Regions from separate parts of the Homo sapiens genome. Here region 2 is linked to region 1. The links are chromatin loops, found by intact Hi-C in ENCODE. Cell type or tissue: IMR-90. All regions are shown on one strand. Each heading gives the region's core, and the rest is flanking DNA. Links, peaks and the distances in the headings are about the cores only.

What was found. Peaks named below come from ENCODE experiments on the same cell type or tissue, not always from the same donor. Only the 100,000 strongest peaks of a DNase experiment are listed, where the experiment ranks them.
Region 2: it touches region 1 in a loop (2.4-fold over the local background); 2 of 110 quality-filtered maps call a loop at or near these places.

The regions. Positions count from the first base shown.
Region 1 is chr12:114,913,782-114,919,163 of GRCh38, reverse strand. No RefSeq gene overlaps it. Among named protein-coding and RNA genes, the nearest start is that of TBX3, 230 kb to the right of the region's middle. In IMR-90, for the core only: no CTCF peak of the experiment used is centred there; DNase peaks (open chromatin) are centred at 2,913 and 4,693.
Region 2 is chr12:115,347,392-115,352,773 of GRCh38, reverse strand. It overlaps LOC124903082 (a long non-coding RNA gene), which reads left to right. Exons shown (of 11, transcript XR_007063592.1): 2 at 2,703-2,771. Among named protein-coding and RNA genes, the nearest start is that of LINC02463, 540 kb to the left of the region's middle. In IMR-90, for the core only: a CTCF peak has its summit at 2,859; no DNase peak of the experiment used is centred there.

The DNA of each region.
Region 1 (5,382 bases), core at 224-5,223:
AGGCTCAGGCCAGAGACCTCTGGACCTCTGCCCTCTGTGATTATATGGGCATTTTCCTCCCGTAGCAGAATGGATCATCATTTTGCACATTCCTATGCCCTTCATCACACTAGTGTAAATGTTTGCTTGCTTGTCTCTTTCCCACACTAAGTTGAGAGCTCCTTGCTGCAGGCACTAAGGTTATTAGCCTTTAGCCTGGTGGCAATGATTATGATGACAGCTACCAATTCTGGAGAGTTTATCATGTGCCCCACCCCAGGGCTGATATCAAGCCAGGTGGTGACCATTCTGACTGCTTATGCATGGGTTGTGCTGAGTGTTAAATAATCCAGTATGATCCCTGCCAAGCACTATGCTAAGTGTCTTTGCCTGTCTTTTCTTCCTGAATCTTTACAGCAGCTCTCTGAGGTGGCTACTGCTGTTATCATCCCATTTTACAGATGAAGAAACTGAGACCCAGGGCAGCAAGATTATATTTGCCTGAAGTCACCCACTTAGTCCATGGTGGATGGAGCTAATTTCTAGCTAACTATAATTAGCCTGAAAAACAGTTCTTTTATTCATTCATTGATTTATGCATCAGTTTCCTTATTCATTCAAGAAATTTACACTGAGCATAGTATTCATGATCTGTGGCCCCATGACAAGTTACCTCAAAACTTAGTGGCTTAAAACAAAACCAAGCATTTATAAACTCATTTTTGTGGGTCACCAATTCAGGAGTGGCTTAGCTGGGTGGTTGTGTTTCAGGGCTGCTCATAAGGCTGCAGTTACAAACGTCACCTAGGTCTATGGTCTCATCTGAAAGTTTGACTGGGGCTGGAGGATCTACTGCCAAGACAGCTCACTCCCATGGCTGTTGGCTGGAGACCTCAGTTGTTCACTTCATGGACTTCTCCATGGGGCTGCTAGAGAATCCTCACCACATGGCAGCTGGTTTCCCCTGAGCAAGTGACCCAAGAGAGAGCAAGGTGGGCATTGCAATGTCTTTTGTGATCCAGCCTCAGAAGTTGCACAACATTATTTTTGCAATGTCTTATTGGTTATACAGGCCAGACTTCTTCAGTGGCATTGGGGGTTGGGGGGTAGGATTTATACAAGGGCCTGGACACCAGAAGGCAAGGTCATTGAGAGCCATCTTAGAGGATGCCTACAACAAGCAACTACTCTGAACCACAACCAAATGTAGGCATCTGAACAATACAGAGCTCCTGATCTAATGGGGATGACAGGCATTACTTATGTAATCACATAAAGGAATACATGGGATTGGGGGCTGGGAGACTAATTATATGCTTCTCTTAGAGTGTGGAATAGTGGGACAGTGGTAAGTCTTCTTATGTTTTAACTACCCATAAAGCTGTACCAATGCATCCCAACTTAATGTCAGCCCTGGCTGCAGTTAACATGGTTCTTGCCCTTGTATCCCCAATTTCTCCTCCATTGAGGGGAAGCCATCAATATCTCCTATCTCAAATCGCAAAATAAAACCTCGTAAACCTGGTCACTAGAAAAGCACTCAGTAATGCCTGTTATGGGTTGAATTGTGTCAACTCTAAAAAGGTATGTTGAAGTCTTAAACCCCTAGTACCTGTAAATGTGACCTTATTTGGAAAAAAAAAAAAAAAAAAGGCCATTGCAGATTGAGTAATCAAGTTAAGATGAGCTCGTACTATGGTATGGTAGGCACTCCTGCAATATGACTGGTGTCTTTATCAAAGGAGAGAAATTTAGACCCAGACGCAAATTTAGGCACACATATGAGGACACAGACGCAGGGGAGAGCATCATGTGAGATGGACAAATGCAGCTGCAAGCCAAGGAACTTCAAGGATTGACAGCGCCCACAGAAGCTGAAAAAAGCAAGAAAGGAGCTTATTCAGAGTATTGAAGGAAGCATGGCCCTCCTGACACCTTCATTCCAGACTTCAGCCCCCAGAATTCTGAGATAATAAATTTCGGTTGTTTTAAGCCACCTAGTTTGTGTGGTATTTTGTGTCAGCAGCCCAGGAAACTAATACAATACTCAAATGTTGAAACGAAACTTTAGGTTCATTTCCAGCTCAGCATTTCCATTGTACGGATGAGCAAAGAGATGAGACCCTGTTAGAGGAAAGTAGTTGCCCAAGGTTACCAAGCAAATGTGTGCCCAAACTAGGCCCAATCCCCCAGTCTAGGGCTTAGAAGATACCTTTTTTGTTTGTTTGTTTCTTGTCATCATCAGGCTCCGGTCATCCTCAATGCTGTTATCATTTATTTTTGCTGCAAGAAAGAAGGAGGCTGCGGAGTCTGTGTTTTCCAGCTCCGCCAGGCAGTCTGTTTTTGCTGGCTTTGCATGAAAACAGCCAGGCTGTTGGCTCTGCGGGGTAACAGGCTGACTCGGGGTGTGATGTGAGTTGTAAGTACAATGACAGACGGCTCCGGGAACAGCCCTGGGCACCGTCTAGCAGAGTGAACCAGAAAACCACAGCACGTCAAGAGCATCTAATGGCACCATGTGGTTTCTTAACGCCGCTCTCTGCCCTCCCTGCCAGGGTGCTTGTGAGCCCAGTGGGACTTTCTAAGTCTTTGTATCACTCCTTGAAGAGGAGTACGAGGGGAAGAAGAAGGAGGAAGGGTTTCTGCTTGAAGGCCTCAAAGAATTCATTTTAGTACACATAATTACAGCCTTTTATGCCAACTCTGATTCAAAGGTGCATAATTTTTGGCATGCCCAAATAACATAGAGGATGGGACCCGGTAACAACAAAAGATGGAACAAATAAAGAGCTGAGTCAGGCAGCATCTAGGAACTGGAAACTGTTGGATGGCACTAGAGCCATGAGTCAGCCCCCTTGGAGATAGCCTCACTGCAGGATGGACACACAAGCCAAGCACTTACAGATGACCTTTCCTCGCCTTCAGCCATGATGTTGGCCTTCAGGAAGTGAGACAGCATCAACCTTCTGCCTGTCCTTGTAGCCAGAACATCTGGTTTGAGACACTGGAGAACTTGTCTGATTCAGGAGAAACTAGGGGATTTCTCTGCAGGCAAGCGGATTACAGCGTCCTGAGGCTGTCCCTGACTTTGAAATCCACAGAAGTTTCAGCCCTGGCTCAGTTGTTCATTTGCTACAGGACAAAGTCAATTTGCACCCCTGAACTTCAGATTCTTCATGTGTAAAATAGAATATTAATACCTTCTGTGGAGGGTTATGAAGCATCACCCACAAGCTTCCATTATGGACCCTGAAGTGAGATGACCAGTAGATATGGAACCTGGCCCTCTCCTCCTACTTGCCAGCTGGGAAATTTGAGGGAAGACACTTCAAATCTCCGTGGCTCAGTTTTGTCCCCCTCAGTGTGGATCTGTAGTGGATGTTATGGGGCTAGGCCCATACTCTCCCTACACCATGCCCATGCAGGCCGATTCAATGGCTTCTGACTGTAACCGTGAGTACCTACGATTCTTTGCCTGAGGGATTTATTTGGCCTGCATGTGGGACCTGCTAGAAATTGACTCCTGGAGGAGCCCTGCACTGTGATTGACTGGAGTTGGGGCCTGATCACCCCAACTTCCTTGCCATTTGGTGAGACAGCCCTGGGGTGCATCCTTCCTACAGATTCCCACAGGGACCACATCCGAGTTGCCCACAGTAGGGATGCTGGTGACATGGGGTGAGGGCTGAGACTTGATGAACTTCTTTCCTTTCCCATCTTACCTCTCCACTTCCTTGCACATGCTTCTTGAGATCTCCTCTCAAATTCTCCACTTAGACTCAAATCCTGTCTCAGGGTCGGCTCCTGGAGGACCCTGATCTCAGCACTGCCTCACAGAGTTACCGTTAGGATGAAATAAACAAATAGATAGAAAATTCTTAGAGGAGTGTCTGTTAGATGGCAGGATGGAGATAAATGATTAGTCTGATCATTGTGAGGATTTAAATAATCTGGGAGCCAGGCTCGGTGGCTCATACTTGTAATCCCAACACCTTGGGAGGCCTAGGCAAGAGGATTGTTTGAACACAGGGGTTCGTGACCTGCCTGGGCAACGTAGCAAGACCTCGTCTTATAAATAAATTTTTAAAAATAAAAAATAATAATAATCTGGCATGTGCCACATATAAAGCACCTTAGCCTAGTGCTGGGCACAGAGTAAGGGCTCCAACCATGACTGTGTCATTTTGCAGATGTGGAAACTGAGGTTCAGAGGCCTGAAGCAACTGTCCTGAGGTTGCTTTCCATAGTGGTGGAGTTCCGATGTAAACCTAGATTGATCCTGCTCCTTACAACCTCCTCAGAGGGAGAAAAGGGGAGCAAAATCGTGGCTATTAGGACAAAGTGTTAACATCGACCCCCGAGCCTCCCTTTCCTTGGTTAGCTGAGAATCCGGGAGCTTGAACAAAAGCAGCTTCGGAGCCTCAAGCCCTGCAGATACAAGGCATGTAGAAACAAAGCCGTGTCTCTAAGTCCTGGCTGGTGACCCATCCCCCGAAGCTATCCATCATCTTGAACAGGGATTTTATGCACCCTGTACGCCAATCACCTCTTCAATTACCTCTCAGGAGGAGGGAGAAGCCCAGTGGTATCTGATGTCCCATTTGATTTAGGGTAAGTCACACTTAAGAGGGCATCTGAGGTTAAAGAACACAGAATTCTGGGCCTGTTTATAAATCAACAGGCTTGAGGTTTTCATTATTCACCTTCTAGATCATGGAGCGATATGACTCACTGGATCATAAAAGAGATCAAATAGCTTTGTTGCTAATAATTCTTTCCCTGACCCACTCTCTGGCACATTTGGTTTGTAAACAGAGTTTTAATGGCATCCCTTGGACATAATAACGTAATTTCTTTATAGCACCTTGGCCGCCTTGCCACTCTCGGCTGTAATCAGATTTAGGTTTAAGCCTCCCTCATTTGTGGGAGCTAATGTTGTTTGGTGTTTTAAGAACTACTTAGGGCTGGGGATATTGCCCTTTGAAAGGATTGAACCAGCTCCTTTCAGAACACAGCACTCTGATGAGTCTGGCCTAGAAGCCATGGATAGTGTTCCTGGGACCCAGAACTCTGAGATCCCTGACTCTGGCCCCCATCCAGGTTCCCCAGGGAAAACCCTTCCTATGCAAGTCCTCAGTGACCTCAAAGGTTGTCTCTAAAATTGTCAGGAATGTCGAATCAGCTCTTGAAGTCACCTATCATTGTATGGGTGAGACAGGATTGTTCATTAATTCACCATTACATACAAAGATGCTCCAGGTTTGAAGGTAGTAAGGGGGTGGCTTGGTGATGACAAAATAGTGTGAGAAACAAGAAAAAAAAATGTTGAGGGGTCATTAAAAGGATGGAAAATATCCTTCAGGACAAGCTTTCCCAAACGTCAGTCATTTCTATACCACTCTA
Region 2 (5,382 bases), core at 76-5,075, 430 kb before region 1:
TGGGCGTGGCGGCTCACGCCTGTAATCCCAGCACTTTGGGAGGCCGAGGTGGACATATCACCTGAGGTCGGGAGTTCAAGACCAGCCTGACCAACATGGTGAATCCCCGTCTCTACTAAAAATACAAAATTAGCCGGGCATGGTAGCGCATGCCTGTAATCCCAGCTACTTGGGAGGCTGAGGCAGGAGAATCGCTTGAACCCAGGAGGTGGAGGTTGCAAGCTGAGATCACGCCATTGCACTCCAGCCTGGGCAACAAGAGCAAAACTCCGTCTCGAAAAAAAAAAAAAATAGAGCCACCATATGATCCAGAAATCTCACTACTGGTTATACATCCAAAGGAAGTGAAATCAGCGTGTCAAAGAGATCACTGAACTCCCATCTCCCATGTTCGTGGCAGCATTAGTCACAACAGCCAAGTTATGGAAGCAACCTATGCCCACTAACAGAGCAACATATAGATGAAGAAAATGTGGTAGATATACACTGTGGAATAATATTCAGCTTTATTTTAAAAATCCTGTCATTTGTGGCAATGTGCAAGAAACTGGAGGACATTATGCTAAGTGAAATAAGCCAGCCACAGAACGACAAATATTGCATGATCTCTCATTTATATGTGGAATCTAAAAACATTTAACCCATATAAACAGAAAGTAGAATGCTGGTTTTCAGGGGCTAGTGGAGGGGGTGTGGTTGTTGGGGAGATGTTTGCCAAAAGACACAAAATTTCAATTAGATAACAGGAATAAATTCAGAAGATCAGCTTTACAACCGAGTGACTAGAGTTAATGATGTACTGTGTTCTTAAAGAAGAAAAAAATATAATGGCCAAAAAAATTAGAACCTGAATATTCAACAAAAAAGACTGGTTAAATACGTCATAGAATATTACAGCCTGAGAAAATGATGTCATCTATAAAATCCAAGATATAGAAATGATAAGAAAAAAAGACAGTATGCAAAAATGTGCGTACAGAGTGATCTCCATTTAAAACACAGTCACTCCCAGCTTATGCAAGAGTTTTTATTTTGGAAAGTCTTGTGCAATTCAAATTTTGCATAAGTCAAAAAGATCCTTTGTAGTCACTGCATATTTTAAAGTTGCAAAACTTTTGATGTGCCTTTTGTGTGCATGTAATTCGAACTGTCATTCAGATTTTTTCCTTTTTATTGTTGAAGTAGCCAGGGTTCACAAGAAAGGGAGCGAAGAGTTTTTTGAATATCACCCATAGTGTTGGTTGTTTAATCAGTGCTTGGTAAACACTTGTTGGATTTATTTGTAGGAGGCTGTGATGGTTTTACTGATGCTTATCAAATATTTCTGGCTCTTCATCTTTCCCAAATGTAATAGACAATCTCAGCTCTCCTTGCAGTTAGTTAGGGTCATGTGATTAAATCTAGCCAATGAGTTGTGAACTTCTTGATGGGCATTTAATGCCAGTGAGAGATCCACCAGAGATCTTTTTTCCTCTGCTCTTGAGAATGGCAGTATTCCAAATGATAGTTCCTCCATTATCCTTATTCTTAAAGGGAGGATGGCATGGAGCAGAGCCCTCAGCCAGCCTGTGATGAACATGCAGCATGCACAAGAAATGAGCCCTTGTTATTTCAATCCATCAAGATTTGGGGGATGTTTGTTACTGCCACAAATCCTAGCCCCTTGACACTCAAAGAGTGACCTGCAGACTGGCTGCATCAGCCTCATCTGGGGGTTTGTTAGAAATTCAGAATCTTGGACCCTTCTTTCAGACCTGCTGAATCAGGGACTGCATTTTTTTTGTTTTTTTGTTTTTTTGTTTTTGTTTTTGTTTTTTTGAGACAGAGTCTCACTCTGTCACCCAGGCTGGAGTGCAGTGGTGAGATCTCAGATCACTGCAGCCTCCGCCTCTTGGGTTCAAGCGATTCTCATGCCTCAGCCTCCTGAGTAGCTGGGACTACAGGGATGCACCACCATGCCCAGCCAATTTTTGTATTTTTTGGTAGAGACAGGATTTCACCATATTGGCCTGTCTGATCTTGAACTCCTGACCTCAAACGATCCACCCACCTCAGCCTCCCAAAGTGCTGGGATTACAGGCATGGGCCACTGCACCCAGATCTAGGAGCTGCATTTTAATAAGGGGCCTCGGGTGATCTGTGCACATAATAAGAATCCCAGAGTTCTGCTCTAGCCTATCTGGAATGATACTCAGGCGAAGGGAGGCAGAATCCGTGGAAGTTGAGAAGTGTACGCAGAAGCCTGCATTCCAGCAGGTAAGTCACTTAGCTTCTCTGAGTCTCAGTTTTCTCATAGAGATTACAGTGAGAATCCAATAAAAATAACATACACTTCATAATGTATATTTTAAAATAAAATATATTATGTATATTTACTATTATATATATTTACCAATAATGCACATTCAATAATGTACATCATGGGTCCTAGTAAATGCTCAATAAATGATCGTGGGCATTATCATGTCAGAAAGGGTATAGATTGCCAAATGCCGGGACTGGAGTCTTGGCTTTCTAAAGATCTTTTCCATTACCTCTGCAGCAAGAACGACATCTTCTAAAGACTCAAGATGGCCTCTAATGTAAGGATTCAGTAAATATTGATTAACTAACCCACCCACGATGAGGTTCCTGTCAACCACTTAATCACCTTCAAATGGCATGTTTATTTACTTAATTCTTCTTCTGCCCTGTTTCTGCAGCTTCATGGCCTAATTCCCTGATCCTCCAACCAGGAGGCCTCCCCAGGCCTGAAAGAAGTGTTTGTAAAGGTAAGAACAGCTGTTAGCTTTGCATGCTTTTGTAGGATCAATGTTCTATCCCTCTTATGCCTACAGAGGGCCACTTTCTCTGAGAACTATGGAGAAATTGTTCAGCAGTAGCTAATAAACACACACACACACACACACACACACAAAACACACACACACTCTTTCTATTTCTATCTAAGGCAGAGAAAAGTGAATACCCCAGGGAAAGGACCTGGGTAAACACAATGGTGATTAGACTGTTCACCACTTGCTTTTCCTGGAGAGAACGTCTATAGTATGTTTGTTCATTCCACCCTAAATCTTCCTGTGAGGAAGAAAATGCAGGGATTATTTATCTTTTTGTATTATGGAGAAACTGAAGTTAAGTGGCTCCCTAAGGCCATAGAAGACAGTGCCTACCAGGGCAGTGTTTGGAGTCAGGCAGGCCTGGGGATGAAGCAAGGGACCACCGAGGACGAGCCTGCGGCATCCTGAGTGCAGTATTTAACTCTCTAAGCCTCAGTTTCCACATGCAGCTCCTCCCGGCTGGGAAAGCCCCGCCCCATGCACTCTGTGATGTCGATTTTGAGTTGTTTTTAAAATGAAGGGGTTGGATGCAATTATCTTTACAGAACTTTCCCATGCATGGAGCGTTAACTCATCTAATCTTCCTAATGAGAAGAAGAAATTGAGACAGAATCAGAGAGAAGAAATATAGGGGAAGAGAGAGAGAGAAAGAGAGAGAGAGGGAGAGCTGCTTATGGGAAACAGCATTTCATCCTTTATTAATAACAACCACATAAACCCAAACTACACTCAAAAAACTGAAGCCCACTATGAGAAGGAAATGATGCTGAATCTCTGACACGGGGACCAGCAGTCCCAGTTTGCCAGGGACTAAGGAATTCCTAGGACATGGGACTTTCAGTGCTAAAAGTCCCAGGAAACCCAAGGTGAGTTGGTCACCCTCATCTTTGATCAGGCCACAGAGATTACAAACTGGCCCAGAAAAGGTGGCATTTCAGGGAATGCTGGGGCATATGTAAAAGAGAGTGTGGCTAGAAATTTCAAGAGAGGAATTGAAAATCTCCATGGGCACCCACCACCCTCCTTCCTCATGCATGGCCTTGTCTGAGCTGAGGTTTGCAAGGGTGGGGTTGCTGGGCCAGGGGTTGGATCAATTTTTGGTAGGAGAGGGAGGTGGAGAGAGAATGGGAGGAATTGAAGCACAGAAGCTCTTTAGAAGGTAGACACCAACTAGCAAAACTCTAAGAATACATTCAAAATTGGAAATCATGAATGTATCACAAGACATTTTTTAAAAAGATGGGGATCATGTAATTATAGAGGAGACGAAGGCTTGCTTTTCCCTGGCATTCCCTTCTGGCAGGGAAAGAAACCAACAGGGCAACTTCATCACGCTGATTCCTTCACGCTCTGGCAGGCAAGTGATAAAATTATCAGATGAGGGTCCCCAGTCTCGTCTCCTACAGCCACTTTCGCCAAGTGTGCCGTGTCTAAAATAATGAAGGTGGCCTGATTAAATGTTCCCTGGCTGCAACCGCTGTGCTAATTTGGAGATGGGCTTATTAGTTTAATGACCGCTCCAAATCATCAGAATTCATTAGCGTTAGTGCCGCGGCTTCATCCGACCTCAGCCCAAGGCTCCAGGCTGCCACCTTCGCCGTCGCCATGTCTCTATTTATATCACCCCTACTTCTCGGGGAGGACAGTGTGTGTGTGCGTGTGTGTGTGAGAGAGAGAGCAGGCACGCATACACGTGTATATGTGTGTGTACACATGCCAGCACCACAACTGGGACTTTCTATGCACTTTATCTGCGTAATGATTTTAGCTTTTCTTCCCCCAAAGAAAAGTTGTTGTAGCCTTTTTCTGTTTTTAACACCTCAATACATGTGCAAAGAGGGGCTCCTAAAGTGCTTTGGTGAAATATTCTTTTTCATTAGACTAAGGAGGGGAAAACCCAAATTGCTTACAGTGACCCACAGGCTCTACCTGGCCACCTACCCTCCACCTGCTGGGGGGTATCTGATTTCATCTCCTGCACAGTTCTTTTCCTCACTCTCCTCCAGAGGCACAGACTTCCCATAATGCTCCTCAAACATACCAGGCATGATTGCCACCTCAGGACCTTTGCACTCACTGCCTCCTCTGCCTGAAACTCCTTCCCGAGATGGCATCATGGAATACTCCCTTACCCCCAATTGTTGTTCAAATGTCACCTCGGGGAGGCCTATTCTGGCCATCTTATTTAAAATCATAACCTCCCTAATACCTCCCCCTCCACTTCACTCTGCCTTATTTATTCCTATCAAATACACTATGTAATTTACATACATATCATATTTAATGCCTGACCCCCCCTACACACACTGTGTCACTGTTGCCTGTTTTGTCTACTGTTATATTCCCAGTGCTTAGAACTACCAGAGAGTTGGTGCTCAATACATAGTTGTTGAATGAATAAATGAATGATCCCATAAATGCATGAATGGTGTCAATATACAAGGAAATAAGGATCACCGTGGACTCAGCGGAAGTCTTTTATAGATTGCCTTTCAGCTGAGCTGTCACCGGTGGTGTTACTTGGCACAGATGAAGGTGAACAGGC